Linked DNA regions of Homo sapiens: region 2 is linked to region 1. The links are chromatin contacts, found by Hi-C or POLR2A ChIA-PET in ENCODE. All regions are on one chromosome and are shown on one strand. The core of a region is the stretch at or near the end of the contact, and the rest is flanking DNA. Distances in the headings are between cores, read along the strand shown. Region 1 holds the start of BAZ2B (bromodomain adjacent to zinc finger domain 2B). Region 2 holds the start of FIGN (fidgetin, microtubule severing factor).

The links. A loop is a pair of places that touch in the nucleus more often than their neighbours do. ChIA-PET counts read pairs that join two places held with the same protein, here RNA polymerase II (POLR2A). Pooled maps may share reads with other maps.
Region 2: a pooled map of gastrocnemius medialis shows a loop between it and region 1 (11-fold over the local background). The contact joins the promoter of FIGN here to the promoter of BAZ2B in region 1. A Hi-C loop is called at or near these places in 1 of 168 maps with a recorded cell type or tissue (gastrocnemius medialis) and 3 of 50 pooled maps. POLR2A ChIA-PET finds 5 or more read pairs at or near these places in 1 of 52 experiments (Caco-2).

The regions. Positions count from the first base shown.
Region 1 is chr2:159,615,072-159,618,304 of GRCh38, reverse strand. It overlaps BAZ2B (bromodomain adjacent to zinc finger domain 2B), which reads left to right and starts at 1,757. Exons shown (of 37, transcript NM_013450.4): 1 at 1,757-2,063. BAZ2B-AS1 (BAZ2B antisense RNA 1) reads right to left here and starts at 3,011. Exons shown (of 2, transcript NR_110588.1): 1 at 2,852-3,011; 2 at 263-2,555. RefSeq lists enhancers at 1,668-1,737, 1,988-2,067, 1,695-2,221.
Region 2 is chr2:163,734,390-163,737,629 of GRCh38, reverse strand. FIGN (fidgetin, microtubule severing factor) reads left to right here and starts at 1,622. Exons shown (of 3, transcript NM_018086.4): 1 at 1,622-1,792; 2 at 2,558-2,727. The coding sequence starts at 2,703. RefSeq lists enhancers at 1-498, 499-1,015.

The sequences.
Region 1 (3,233 bases), core at 508-3,007:
GGATTAAATTATGCATTTGAACCTTAGGCCAGTTTTTACTGTAGAGACAGTTTGCTGCTAAAAGAGAAATTGTATGTCATTGAAATTAAATGCTTTTCTGGGGATGGAAGATTCCAGTTTTTAATGAAATTACTGAGTGTGGTGTAGTGAAATGATTAAAATCTGTATTCCGGGAATGTGGCAGGGAAAAAAAATCAATAAGTGCTAGCACAGCTTTGCTGCTCAATGTGAATCCTGAGAATGAAATAAACTACTACAAAAATAATAATTAAAAACATATCAGCACATTAATTTATTTAGCATCAGTCTCCTGAGACATCATCTTCACTAATTTTTAGCATACATTTTACTCTGTAATGAGCAGCCTTCTTTTCAGATATCCCTATTAGACAGGCAGTATTTCTGCCCTTCCCCCAGTGCTCCTGCATTGCAATCATTGTACTTGCACTTATTATGTTACAAATGACCGAGGTAAGGCTGACATTCTCAGTGCATGCAAAAAGACCGAGTCTGCCAAGCTTTTTTTTTTTCCTAATGAAGCAGCTTTGTGAAATCTCCCCATGTGTTAATACTAATGAAGATCCTCCAGCACAATTAAAATCACAGCCAGTGGCTGAAGAGGAAACATAAAACAATAGCATCTTTTAAGATACATTTATCCACATATGTATAAAATATACATAGATGATCAAATTATTCTCCGATAGCTTAATTTTTACTTACTCTTCATCCTGAAAATTAAATTATGCAATTTTTAATTATATGAACTTTGAGACTTTCTTGTGTTCTGGAGGGAAAAAACGGTACCTCAACGAACTTCTAAAAAAAAAAATACGTATCTTCTTGGCTAATAAAGTGTTATCAAGATTAAGGCTTTTAAAAAAATTGTTTTTAGGAATCTATAGGATGGGGTGCGGGAGGGAATGGGGCCTATTGTATCTTTAGTTTAACTTGATTGGTTGCAGGATTTGGGAATTGGGGTTGGGGGAGTGGAAGGGTAAAAACAAAGTTGGAAGAGATTCTGGGGGTAGACCATAGCATATGACTGCATTTGTAGTTTAAAGGAGCAAAGGGCTACCAGTCTTACTCATAACTTGATTTTTAAAAAGTGTTCAGTGCCTACAATTTGCTATGCTTTTTTTCTAATCTCTCAGAAACTTGAAAAAAAGCTATCGAGATTACCTTTTACAGTGTGTGCATATAACTTTAAAACGACTATTTTAACGTCTTTTATTTAAATTTTATTTTAACTTAGTGCATAAACATTACAGCCAGTTTAACTTGTCCGTGGAAAGGCAGTAGAATTTTACCCCGGGACCGTCTTGCATACTGCTTTTTTTGAGTTTTAACATCCGCAAAATCTTGGCATATTAATTTAGTTGGGTTGTAGAATTCTGAGTTTAGGAACAAAAAAAATTTAGGTGGAGATGGTTGACCTATGCTCCCTACTCTGTAGCTTTTGTTTTTTTAAAAACTAAGTTTTAAATCCCGTTTTCTGTCCTGTCTTCTTTAAAAGCAAAACAAAACATTTTAAGTTTCTTAACTTTTTCCTGGGACAAGGAACGGTGCAAACTCAAAGCTACAGTATTCTTGGAAAGAAGAAGCAACCCCCTCCCTTGGCTCCTTTAGGAGCTGATAGGTCATTTATTATTGGAACTGAAATGGTATAAACAATTCTCTCTCTTTTTTTCCCTTGTTAACAGCAACTTTCATTGTTAGAGAGAGGAGAGAGAGAGAAGCCTTGTTGGTTGACGTCACTTGGTTCATGAAGCCTTCGCCTAGAAGTGAAGCTGCTGAACAAACCTTGAGAAGAATCATCTCCTGCTTCAATCTGCTGCTGGATAGGAACTAATCAGAGAGAGAGAGGCGGAAGACGGAGAAGGAGGGAGTCGAAGGCTTTCCCGATCACAAATCTCACCTCCACTACAACTCTCTTTATACTTTTCTTGCAGAAATAATAATAGAAATAAGGAGGTGGTGGGGTTTCCAAAAATCTTAACCTTCAACCATCTGGGGAAAAGGCAAAAATCCCATCTACCGCAACTCTCAGTTCGAGAGTAAAGGTGAGTTTAAAATCCTCGGGCGTGAGGGGTGCGGGTGAGGATGTAAATTCCCAGTGTTACAAAGCCGGTGGAAACAGCAGCGGAGAAACTGCGCTCGGGCAAGCGGGGGACTCCGGAGTTGCTGCGTGGAGGCGCTCGCCCCGCCGCCCTCTCGCCCTCCGCCGCTGTTTATCCTCGCCGGTCGGTGCGGCTCTTTGTTGTGGTGGCCGGAAGGCTGGGGTGGTTCTCGGGGTCCCGAGTGGAGTTTGGGGGAGGAGGACACGGAGATGTGCCGTCCTGGGTGGGAGGTGGGGGGTGCGGCCTCAGGAGAACGTAAACTTTATTCCTAGAAGCCGGTGCGGGACTTCGCTGGAGTAGGGCCGTGGGTTGTGCTCCCGGCCGGGCAGGCGCTGCCGCCGCGAGTCCGCCGCCTTTGTGCCGGCCGCCCTGGCTTCGCGTCTCCTTCCTCTTCCCCTTCGGCTTCCAGCGCTCAGGTCGCCGCCAACAGTTTTGCTTCTTAAAAAACAACCTCTGTCAGCGTTGCGATGGCCGTTCCTACCCCGGAATATCCGCTGCTCCCCCACTCCCTGCCGGGGTAGTTTCTGGATCACCCCCCACCCCCGTCCGCCTCCTGCTGCCCTTTTTTGCCTCCGCCCCCTCTTCCCTGTCGGACTGACGAGCTGCGTCTGCCACCCCCACTCCCCGGCTTGGGCCTCTAGCTCTCCCGTGTGTAGCTGGAGGCTCTGAGTTTACTGAAGATGAGCGGGGGTGGGGGTGGGGCAGGTGGGATTGGGAAAAGATCTGGATACCTGGGAAGGTCTATGTCAGCACGCAGAAGGTTTGAGGAGCATTGCTTCTCATACAGTAAGGTCTGTGCCTTGGTCTCATGTTTTAGCAGTTCTTCCCCGGGAACGACCGCCAGCTCCCAACTCCTCTGCTTCCCTCTTTTAATCTTCTTGTCGCTACCCCTCCCCCCAGCCCCCGTTCTCTTTCGCGGCTCCCTCCCCTTTAAGTAGTTTCACGAACCCCAGAATTGGGATTTGAGAAGGGGAAGGAAGTGTTTGAAGAGTCAGAGCTGGCTCTGTTGTTTGGGAGATTTTCTCTTCTTTTCTTTCTCCCTCTGTATTTATCTTTTGTCTGTTGCTTCCTTATAAAGAGGGAAGCAGCTGCAGTCCTTGGCCGAGTTGTTGA
Region 2 (3,240 bases), core at 373-2,872, 4.1 Mb before region 1:
GCCTCTTTCATTCTTAGCTTCGTTGAAATATAGAAGACTGGATGTCTACCAGGCCAAAGTATAAACTCACCATTTATCTATTAAAGTCATATTTAATGAAAACGAAGAGAAATTATGACCCAATTCACTCTCTTTCTCATTACAATTCCTAAAGAACTTTGCCGGGCACATTATCTCGTAGACATCATGATCAAATGTTATTGTTTGCTTTATTATCTCAGTTGGATGGTTGGCTAGTCTAGAATGAAATAGGTTGAAGGCAATACTCTCAGCCTAGAAGTCTGAATGAGGTTCCCATTCAAATGATCCTGATTGTTTGCGGGTGGGGCGGGGTGATTAGTAAACCAACTGAGCTTACACTGCATAGTAAGCGTCTGGATGCCGCACATTTACATCTAACAAGAGACCCCAGAAAACGTGTGTGTGTTTCTTAAACCTTATGTTCCGAACAAAAGGCTATCTCAGCAACAGACAATCAGCACTGCATTGCTCCCTGGGATGCGAGCAACACACTCAACTGCACATTTCATTCTTCCTCGGCTCCCAGCACCACAAAGCCCCTACTCTCTTCCCACTCCTGGGTCCCCAGATTACTCCATAGAGGGGGGTTGGGAAGGCAGAAGCCTAACGTCTATGCCTGCGCACCAGCCGCCGACACCAGGGCCCCCCGGGCGCTGCTTTCTCCAGCCCGAGCCGCCTGGGGGAGGTAGGGAGGGGAGCCAGGGAGCGCGAGAGGGGACCGCACACCTAGACACTTAGGATTTTATTTATTCACAGGGAGGCGGGGGAGGGGAACTGGGCGAACGCGAATTTTCTCCCCGAAGTTGCCTCTTCTAAGCAGATCAAGTCGTTTTCTGGCTGGTGCTGGGGGCCCCGGGGAGGGTGCCGGTGAGGTCCAGGCTCTCGAGACCAGATCCCGTCCCGTGCGCAGAGGGGGTGGGGAAGGGCGGACGGGCCGCAGCTGTCGAGAGGGCCGGGAACCGGCAGGGAAGAGCCCGCGGGCCGGGGAGCAGCGCGGCTCTGTCCCGGGCCCTCCAACGCAGGCCGGGGAGCGCAGGGGCCGGCTGGTCACGCGTGGGAAAGAAAGCCCCCTTCCCCCTACGGCGCTGCTCCCCTTTCCCCAGGCTGGGCCGCCAGAGAGTGCGTGCAGGGAGAGCTGCGAGTCCCCGCGCGCGTAATCATGACCTCGGGGCCCCCTCCGGGCCGCGTGAGCGCATCGGCGAGGCTGGGCGGCCGCCGCGGCCCCGGCCGTGTAACATGACCCGAGCGGCCGGCCGGCCGGCGCGGCGCGGCCATTGAGCCCTCCCTGCCCATGAATCTCTGGCGCGTCTCTAGCTCGCTCGCCGGCTCGCCTCCCGCCTCCCTTTCTCCCCCTCCAGCTCCGCGGGCTCCGTGCGCCTCTCCCTCTCCCTCCTGGTCCTCCCGCTGCCCGTCTCTCTCCACTGCCCGCCTCTCGCCACTGCCTCCCGTCTTCTCTCCCTCACGGCAGCCTCCGTCTCTTTCTCCCTCTCTCCTTTGAAAACTGATCTTTGGCTCTTAGTGTGAAAGTGATTTGAATTTGGCTCTGCGGCGCTCTGCGCCTGCGCCCAGCCTCTGGCATGCTGGCTCCTTCCAAGCAGCTGTTTTGGGTTTGAAATTCCAACATGGCAGAGGCTGCAGTCCGTCTTCCCTTCAAAAACTTGGAATGATTTCAAATCATAGGCACCTTCACTTAACCCTAGCTTCCATTCATCAGCAAACACATCGGATCGATGCTACGCTAACCTATCGGGTTCTCTCTCCGCGCGTTCAGGTAAGAGGAGCTTCGTAGTTTTCTACCATCTGTTTAAATTTGTTTTTGTTTTATTTTTAAAGAATATAAATACATCCAAGACCTGTAATTAAAAGAGATCTTCAGTTGTGCCGTAAACATTAAATTCAATTTCCACTCGTTTCTATTCTGTACGCCAACCTGCTGTCTAATTTCTCTGTTCAAAGTAGCCCTGAAACATTATAATGCATATTTTTGCTGCTTAATCATTGTAACAATAGTATGGGATTAAGAGTTCGCGATTGCAAGAATCTCGCTTTTCGCTATATTGGGCTTACTTATTACTATCTTTTTACTTCAAAAATAAAAAAATAAGAAAGCGGAGCCATAGGGTGGGGCTAGACTTTCTTCGGGAACTAACTTCTAAGTAAATAAGAAGTGTAAATAAGAATCTTGCACACACACAAAAAGTTGAGGTTAAATTACAATCTCGTGGCTGGGGGAACGAGAAAATGTCAGAAGATCGGTTGCAGAAAAATGTAAGCACATCATCTAGGAGGGGGTACAGCGTGGTGGGCGTATTGTTGGCAAGGAACGGGAGAGAAAGATGTATAATTTAATGGTATATACAATCCACTGATCCTATTACCGTCCTCCCCGGAGCTCTTGTTAGTTTCAATGGGAGTGAGTGAAATTGACATGGACTTGCATTCCTGGTCATGTGCTTTTTTTCCTTTCTTTCTTCTCCTGTGATCTGAGATCCCCTTTTTGTTGATGTTGCTTTCCCCCTTAATTATATGCATGTAGGTTAAATGAATACCTGACGAAAGGGCCCACGTTTCAAGGCAGTGACATTTGATAGCTGAGAGGAAAAGTGGCTTTAATGAAAAGCAACCTTTGGAATTCCTGCTTGTGAGAAATCCAATTCAGCTTTTTGTGCTGCCAGCAAGAAATGATCAGTAGCACCAGTGTTTATGGTATGTCAGTTTTGGAATTTACTTCCTTTGCATCTAAATAGGAAAGACAAATGAAATAGCATGATAAAACCATTGAAGACTGCCTGGCAAGCAGTTGCTCATGATATAGAATTCCTTTTTTTAAAAAATATATGTTTAATGTCACCATGCTTTTTTTTCTTTTGCTATCACTTGTTTGTATATTGCAGTTTTGATTAATATATTACTTGAATCCACTTTTATCGGTTTTAGCTGTCATCCAGAAGTTGCACGTTACTAGTAATGCACTATATATATATAACTGCTGAAGTCAAATAGTATGTAAATTAGTTAAACTCAGTGTGGGTTTTTTTTTTTTTTTTTTTTGAAGGAGGGAGGCTGGGCAAAGGGGAGAGGGCAGGAGTGTTGGGAAAGATTACTAACTAATGAAAGTGTATCTATATATATGTACACACACAGGAACAGGACTGGATGAAAATTTTATTTTTCTCAATCTATTAATGCAGTTTGACTATCTGCTCTTGATGTTTGCAC